Linked DNA regions of Homo sapiens: region 1 is linked to region 2. The links are chromatin loops, found by intact Hi-C in ENCODE. Cell type or tissue: OCI-LY7. All regions are shown on one strand. Links, peaks and the distances in the headings refer to the core of each region. The heading gives the core; the rest is flanking DNA.

Evidence for each region. Hi-C counts contacts between places; a loop is a spot of excess contacts. Peaks named below come from ENCODE experiments on the same cell type or tissue, not always from the same donor. Only the 100,000 strongest peaks of a DNase experiment are listed, where the experiment ranks them.
Region 1: a loop joins it to region 2, with 9 times the contacts of the local background. A loop is called at or near these places in 1 of 110 quality-filtered maps.

What each region holds. Positions count from the first base shown.
Region 1 is chr2:67,732,309-67,735,239 of GRCh38, forward strand. No RefSeq gene overlaps it. Among named protein-coding and RNA genes, the nearest start is that of LINC01812, 92 kb to the right of the region's middle. In OCI-LY7, for the core only: a CTCF peak has its summit at 1,524 (motif pointing right); a DNase peak (open chromatin) is centred at 1,533.
Region 2 is chr2:68,108,623-68,111,553 of GRCh38, forward strand. It overlaps LOC105374789 (a long non-coding RNA gene), which reads right to left. Exons shown (of 3, transcript XR_940223.3): 1 at 1,705-2,931. Among named protein-coding and RNA genes, the nearest start is that of C1D, 47 kb to the left of the region's middle. In OCI-LY7, for the core only: a CTCF peak has its summit at 1,729; a DNase peak (open chromatin) is centred at 1,679.

The DNA of each region.
Region 1 (2,931 bases), core at 209-2,708, 380 kb before region 2:
AATTGTTTCCTAGCAATAACATGGTCAAGACCATTACCCATCACATAGTCATATGACATATGATATTATGGCATTAGTGTTTAATATGTCATTTAGTCTCTAGTCTAGTGTTTAATATGTCACTTAGTCTCTTTTCTGAGTTGTGGGTGTTTCAATTCTCATGGCTCAGAAGTGTAAAAACTATATTTTTAGCCAGAAATCTTACATAGACAAAGCAATAAAAATATATAAGACTACTTAATACTTTATTAAGTAGCCAAGTGAAGAATGGAATTTAGGTTAAAAAGCCCTTGTTTTCCATTTATTCTGCCTACACCCAGAAGTCTACGGCACTTAGGGCATGTTTGAAATACCCTGGCTTACACGTTGGGATTCTTTGAGCATCTAGACCAGCCCTTCTTGCCTTGATATCCTCAAGGAGTTGCAGAGGCTAGTGGAAATTGGAATTGTCCATATCTGAGAAAAATAAATACTGATAAGCATGGCAGTAAAGTGCCAGCCATGAGATCAGGGGCTCTCAGGCTTCCCTCCTGAACTCTATGCCTGCCAATCTTGGCCACCTACCTTTGTGGTGGATTCTAGGTTTGCAGAGCTCCAAATAATAGCACAGTGTTCTGTGCTTCATTGAACACCCTTGAAAAGTCAGCTAATTGTATCCCTATTCCATTCTTCCATTCTCTTTCAAAATAATAGAATCCACTATTTTTATCTTGGTATATTCCCAGTCTCCTCTGCAGCTATGCATTACCATCTAACCAAGTTCTGGACAGGGGAATATGAGCAGAAGTCATGTAATCAAATTCCAGGCTGTGTTCTTAGATGGTAACGGCCCTCTCTCCTCTTTTCTCCATCCTCTTATCTGGGTCATGGATATGGAGGAGCTACTTTGGACCATTCATTCTTATAAGGAAAACACACTAAAGATAAAGCAAAACAAAGCAGAAGTAGCTGGGTCTTTAGACAACCTTGTTGAACAGAGCTCCATGCCAGCCCTGGGCCTCCTACTTCCTGGCTATTATAGGAAGGAAAAATAAAGTCTATCTTATTTAAGTCACTTTTGTCTGGGGCCTCTGTTACATATATAGGTGAACATTTATCCTAACTGATACGATAAGTAAGGTCAGAATCAAAAGAGCATCACCTCTTCCCCACTAGTCCTCCAGTCAAAACACTCAAGCCTGAAATCAATGGATGAATACAGTCCCAGGGAAAACACTGGGAGCTACCTCCCTCCAGCATTCCAGATCCAACCCTTCCTTCTTATCCTAAGGGGAGGAGCCATTGGGATAAGGCAGGGCCGACAGCCAGGCAGCTCCTCTCTGTTCTATCTTTTCATGCTCTACAAGCCTGATTGGTGCTGTCCACCTCCAGAACCAGTGGTCATGGCCAGCCCACAGTGCCCCACATCCAACGAGGGCCTTGGGAATATGATAAGCTCTGATGAGTGTGGCATCTAAAGGTGGCAGCTGAAACAAATCAGGGCCCCTGTTTCCAACTGTGCACAGCCCCAATGCCAGCCAGAAGATGGCAGCACCACTCCCCATGCCTGGCATACACACCCACCCCAATCCAGTCCCAGGCCGCATCCTCCCATACATTCTATCAGATACTGGCTCCAGAAGAGATTTGTTCCAGAGAAAAGGTGTCCAGGGAAATGCAATACATTTTAATTGAATTTTAGCAAATTTCAAAATAATTATACTATGCTCTATAAAAGTTTTATTTATGTATGTATGTATTCATTCATTCATTCATTCATTCATTCATTCATAAGAGACAGGGTTTCACTCTGTCACTCAGACTGGAGTGCAGTGGTATGATCATAGCTCACTGCAATCTCAAACTCATGGCCTTAAGTAATCCTCCCACCTCAGCCTCGCAAGTAGCTGGGACTAGAGGCACTCACCACCATATCTGGCTAATTTTTTTATTTTCTAAATTTTTTTTGCAGATGAGATCTCACTATGTTTCCCAGGCTGGTCTTGAACTCCTGGCCTCAAACAATTCTCCTACCTTGGCCTCCCAAAGAGCTGAGATTACAAGCTTGAGCCATCACACCCAGCATAAAAATATTTTTAAAAACCTTTGCAGCATTGTTTGATAACCATGGCATTTTCCTGGGACCACTCATTTGTATAGCTGAAATCTTGACCATATGTGATGTTCTACATAGGGTATGTGTGTCCCTAGACACTTAGTCCTCTCAGTTAAAAAGGGAAAGGAAAGGTCCTGAGCTGAATGCAGATGCTGGTGCTCAAATCAGCTACCCTTCACTTTCCCAACTCACTCTTCCCTGAACCTTGCTCACACCCACCTTGGAAGATTCCAGGGTGTTCTAGCTACAAGGAATCTTGAAGGTCATCGAACCTGGTATTTTTTCTTGCCTTTTAAACAAGGTTACCCTTGATGAAAATGAAATCTTGTATGGAATCCTAAAACAAATAAAAGCAGAACTTCACTAGTATATATTTACTTCATGAGTTCAAATATGCTACGTATAATATAAAATATATCACTGCTGGCTCTAAGACTGATTTGATTAATGTAAAAACTTTGAATAATTACAAACATATTATCCTCAGCATCCAAAGTATTATGTTATTTTCACTTAGTAGCACAATATTTAGAAAATACTCATTCATCTAGCTAAGTAGTTGGAAATGGCAACAGTTTTGTTTTAAAACAACTTGTCTTACAACTTGGATTTCTGTTCAACTAAATTTACCCAGAAGCTTGCAAGAAAAGTAGTAGGAAATATCTGTTTCAAAGTTGAATTGTTGGTAACACCTAATAAATTCTTGCATTTCTAATCATAAAGTCAGAACGGATCATTCATTCTAGCTCTTGTGTGATGTTTTCAAGATGCAAGAGAGTCAGTTGTGGTGATACAAGCAAGTCTTATGAAATGAGAAGAGCATATGCAAAAAAAAA
Region 2 (2,931 bases), core at 236-2,735:
AGATGTGATCATTGTGGTTAAATTTTTGACAATAAATTTTAAGTGGCAGTACTGTGTGCAAACTTCAGAATGTTTTGGTTTTGTTTTTTTTTAAATAGGCCTGCCCTTCATCCCTTTCCTTCCACAATTGGCCTGGAATGTGAGCATCTGGAGCTCTAGCTGCCATCTTGGGTCACAAGAACAAGGAGCATAACGTAGATCTGAGATGATTCATAAACTGTAAAGAAACAGGTCCCTGATGAATTTCTGATGAATCTGTCCTGGACACCTATCTCATGACGTCTTTTAGATGAAAACAAATAAAACTGTGTGTGTCTAAGCCACCATTATTTGTTTGTTCTGCTGTGTGAGGCTAAACTTAGTCCTAACTCATATCATCATTATGTCTTTTGTTTCTTTGTATATTTGGGGATTTTTTCATCATAATTATCCATTTGGTTTCACATAGTCTATAGGAATCCTGAAATCCTGAATTAATGACACCTTCCTCAAAAGGGATTTGAATTTATATATTTCTGGAATTACGTATGCTAACAACAAGGGACAGCTTTAGCCTCCTTAATTAGGACACAGGGCCTGGCAGCAGCCTCAGAGCTTAGCTTTCAATCCCTCATTTGTGACTGACACTGGCATTTCTCCTCCAAGTTTTGCAGTTTGCTTACCACTCAATGCTAGCTTTAGCTTACTATGCATGTTTGCATGTTGTTTTATTTTGTTTTGTTGACATTGGAAAGTTCCCTTTGTTTCTTGTAAGAGCTCAACGTATTTAAAAAAAGTTATAATCTGATTATATTGCCATTGTAGTGGAATATTACTTCAGAGTCCTGTTCACCATTCACCCAGAAGCGGCACTGACGCCCTTCCCATGCCAGTTTCACCATTAGATGTGCTACGAAGGCTTTATGTCAGATTGACCCATCCAATACTTTGATGCAAGCTTGGTACAAGCAGAGCTCTTCTGAAAATAATATTGTTACCACTTTCTATGTGGTAACAATTCACTCATGTATTTGTACTGGGGATTCGGTTTGCACTCATTACTATTATTTTCTTTTAGAGTTTCTGGGACCTCTTTCAAATTACACGAGTTCATTCCTCTGCCTGCAAAGATTCGGACCCATCCCCAGGGATGTGTATAATACAATTCTACTAAGGGAAATACACTATTACTCTGCAACTTGCTTTTTTAATTAATAATATGTCATTTTGCCTTTCAGTACTTATAGTCACCTCATTCTTCCTTCATAGCCGAATAGTATTCTGTGGTACATACCACAATTTATTAAACAATTTTACCATTGATAGACCTTTAGGTTGCTTCCAATATTTTGATATTATTAATACTGCTGTGCTATAATAAGCATATATATACTTGTATATGTGCACATATTTCTGAGTAAATTTATACTTATTGGTTCAAGGGGTATGAATATTTAACATTTTGATGGATGTTGCCAATTTGTCTCCACCAAAAGCCATGCTAATGTAATGTGTTTGTGACAGAGACTACTAATGCCAACTTAATATTAATTTTCCCAAATTCTATACTGAAAGAATCCCTATTTTATTTCAGAGCGGTGGTATGCCTAGCCAAAGGCAACATTTCACAGTCTCACTCTGAGCTAAGTGTAGTCACATGACTAACTTCTGTCCGCTGAACTATGAATGAAAGTGTCGTGTGGGGTGTGCTGCAGTGCCACTTACTGGAAGATGTGCCACTTTCCACCCTTCTATCTTTATTCCTTCTTCAAACCTTCTCAGTGGTTTGATGGCAAGGTCCTTGCAGTCATCATGAACCATGAAATCATCTTGAGGATAGGGGTAGTGGAGAAAAAAGAATGGAGCCTGAATCATGGAGAGACACTATGCAACTTTAGACTACCTACAGCTTGACTTTCATTATATGGGAGAATTAACCCATTATTTTCCAGGTCTTTGCTACATGCAGGTAAATACTATTTCTAAATAACACAGCACCCCTTTCAATCATATAAACAATACACCAGTCCCATTGAGTACTTGCTGTGGTCCCCATCATGTGCTGTAGACTGTCACCGCAGAGCCCTTGCTCACTACCACAGTGGCTGTTCTTTCTGCATGGGTCAGTGCAACCAGGTAGGTGGGCTTGTACATTGACTCCTCATCCTTTCTTTCCCAATTGGTGACCTCAGTTCACAGGACTAGTAGAACAAACTTTAAATTTTCATTTTTGGCTCAGATCATCTAGGGAAATTAGTCTACACAAATACACACACACACACATACGCACATCCAGTACATACAGAAAACCAAATGGCTTTTCAGAATCCACAAATCTTCCCATACTTGAAGCAATCCTTACTTCAGTCTGAAGAGTTTTCCAAAATAACCCCTCAGCCCCTTTTAAGAGAAGACCTATCTAATGAAAAATATAAACGTTCTATGGAATAAAACATTGCAGACTTAATAATTCAAAACTGCTACTAAATCAATGTACTGCTTGTTGGTTTGTCAATATAGCTTTTTCAATTAGACAATTTTATTACAGTGATGAATACCAATGGCACAATTAAGAGACTGCCGTTCTAAATTATGGTCTGTTTAGCCTAACAATCCATATTTGCTACTGAATAAATGTGATGACTATAGCCTCCTAAAGATGAATGGGCCTCTATTGGCAGCTGCACCTGTCCCTGGTGAGGACTGGGCAGGAATGACTCTCATCATATTCCTTCATGGGATCCTTCTGGCTGACCACTGTAATGGCATGTTGCCTCCCTTCACAGTGCCCTCTCCTACACCAGGAACACCTACCCTGCTGGTGATGGGTGTTGTAGATAGTGCCTGACAAGTAAGTTCCGAGTTCCACACCAAATCCCGCTTTTCCTGGTAAATGAAAACAGCACATGAGGTGAGGCACATTGGCTCTTTTTCCCAGCACTTAGGGAGGTC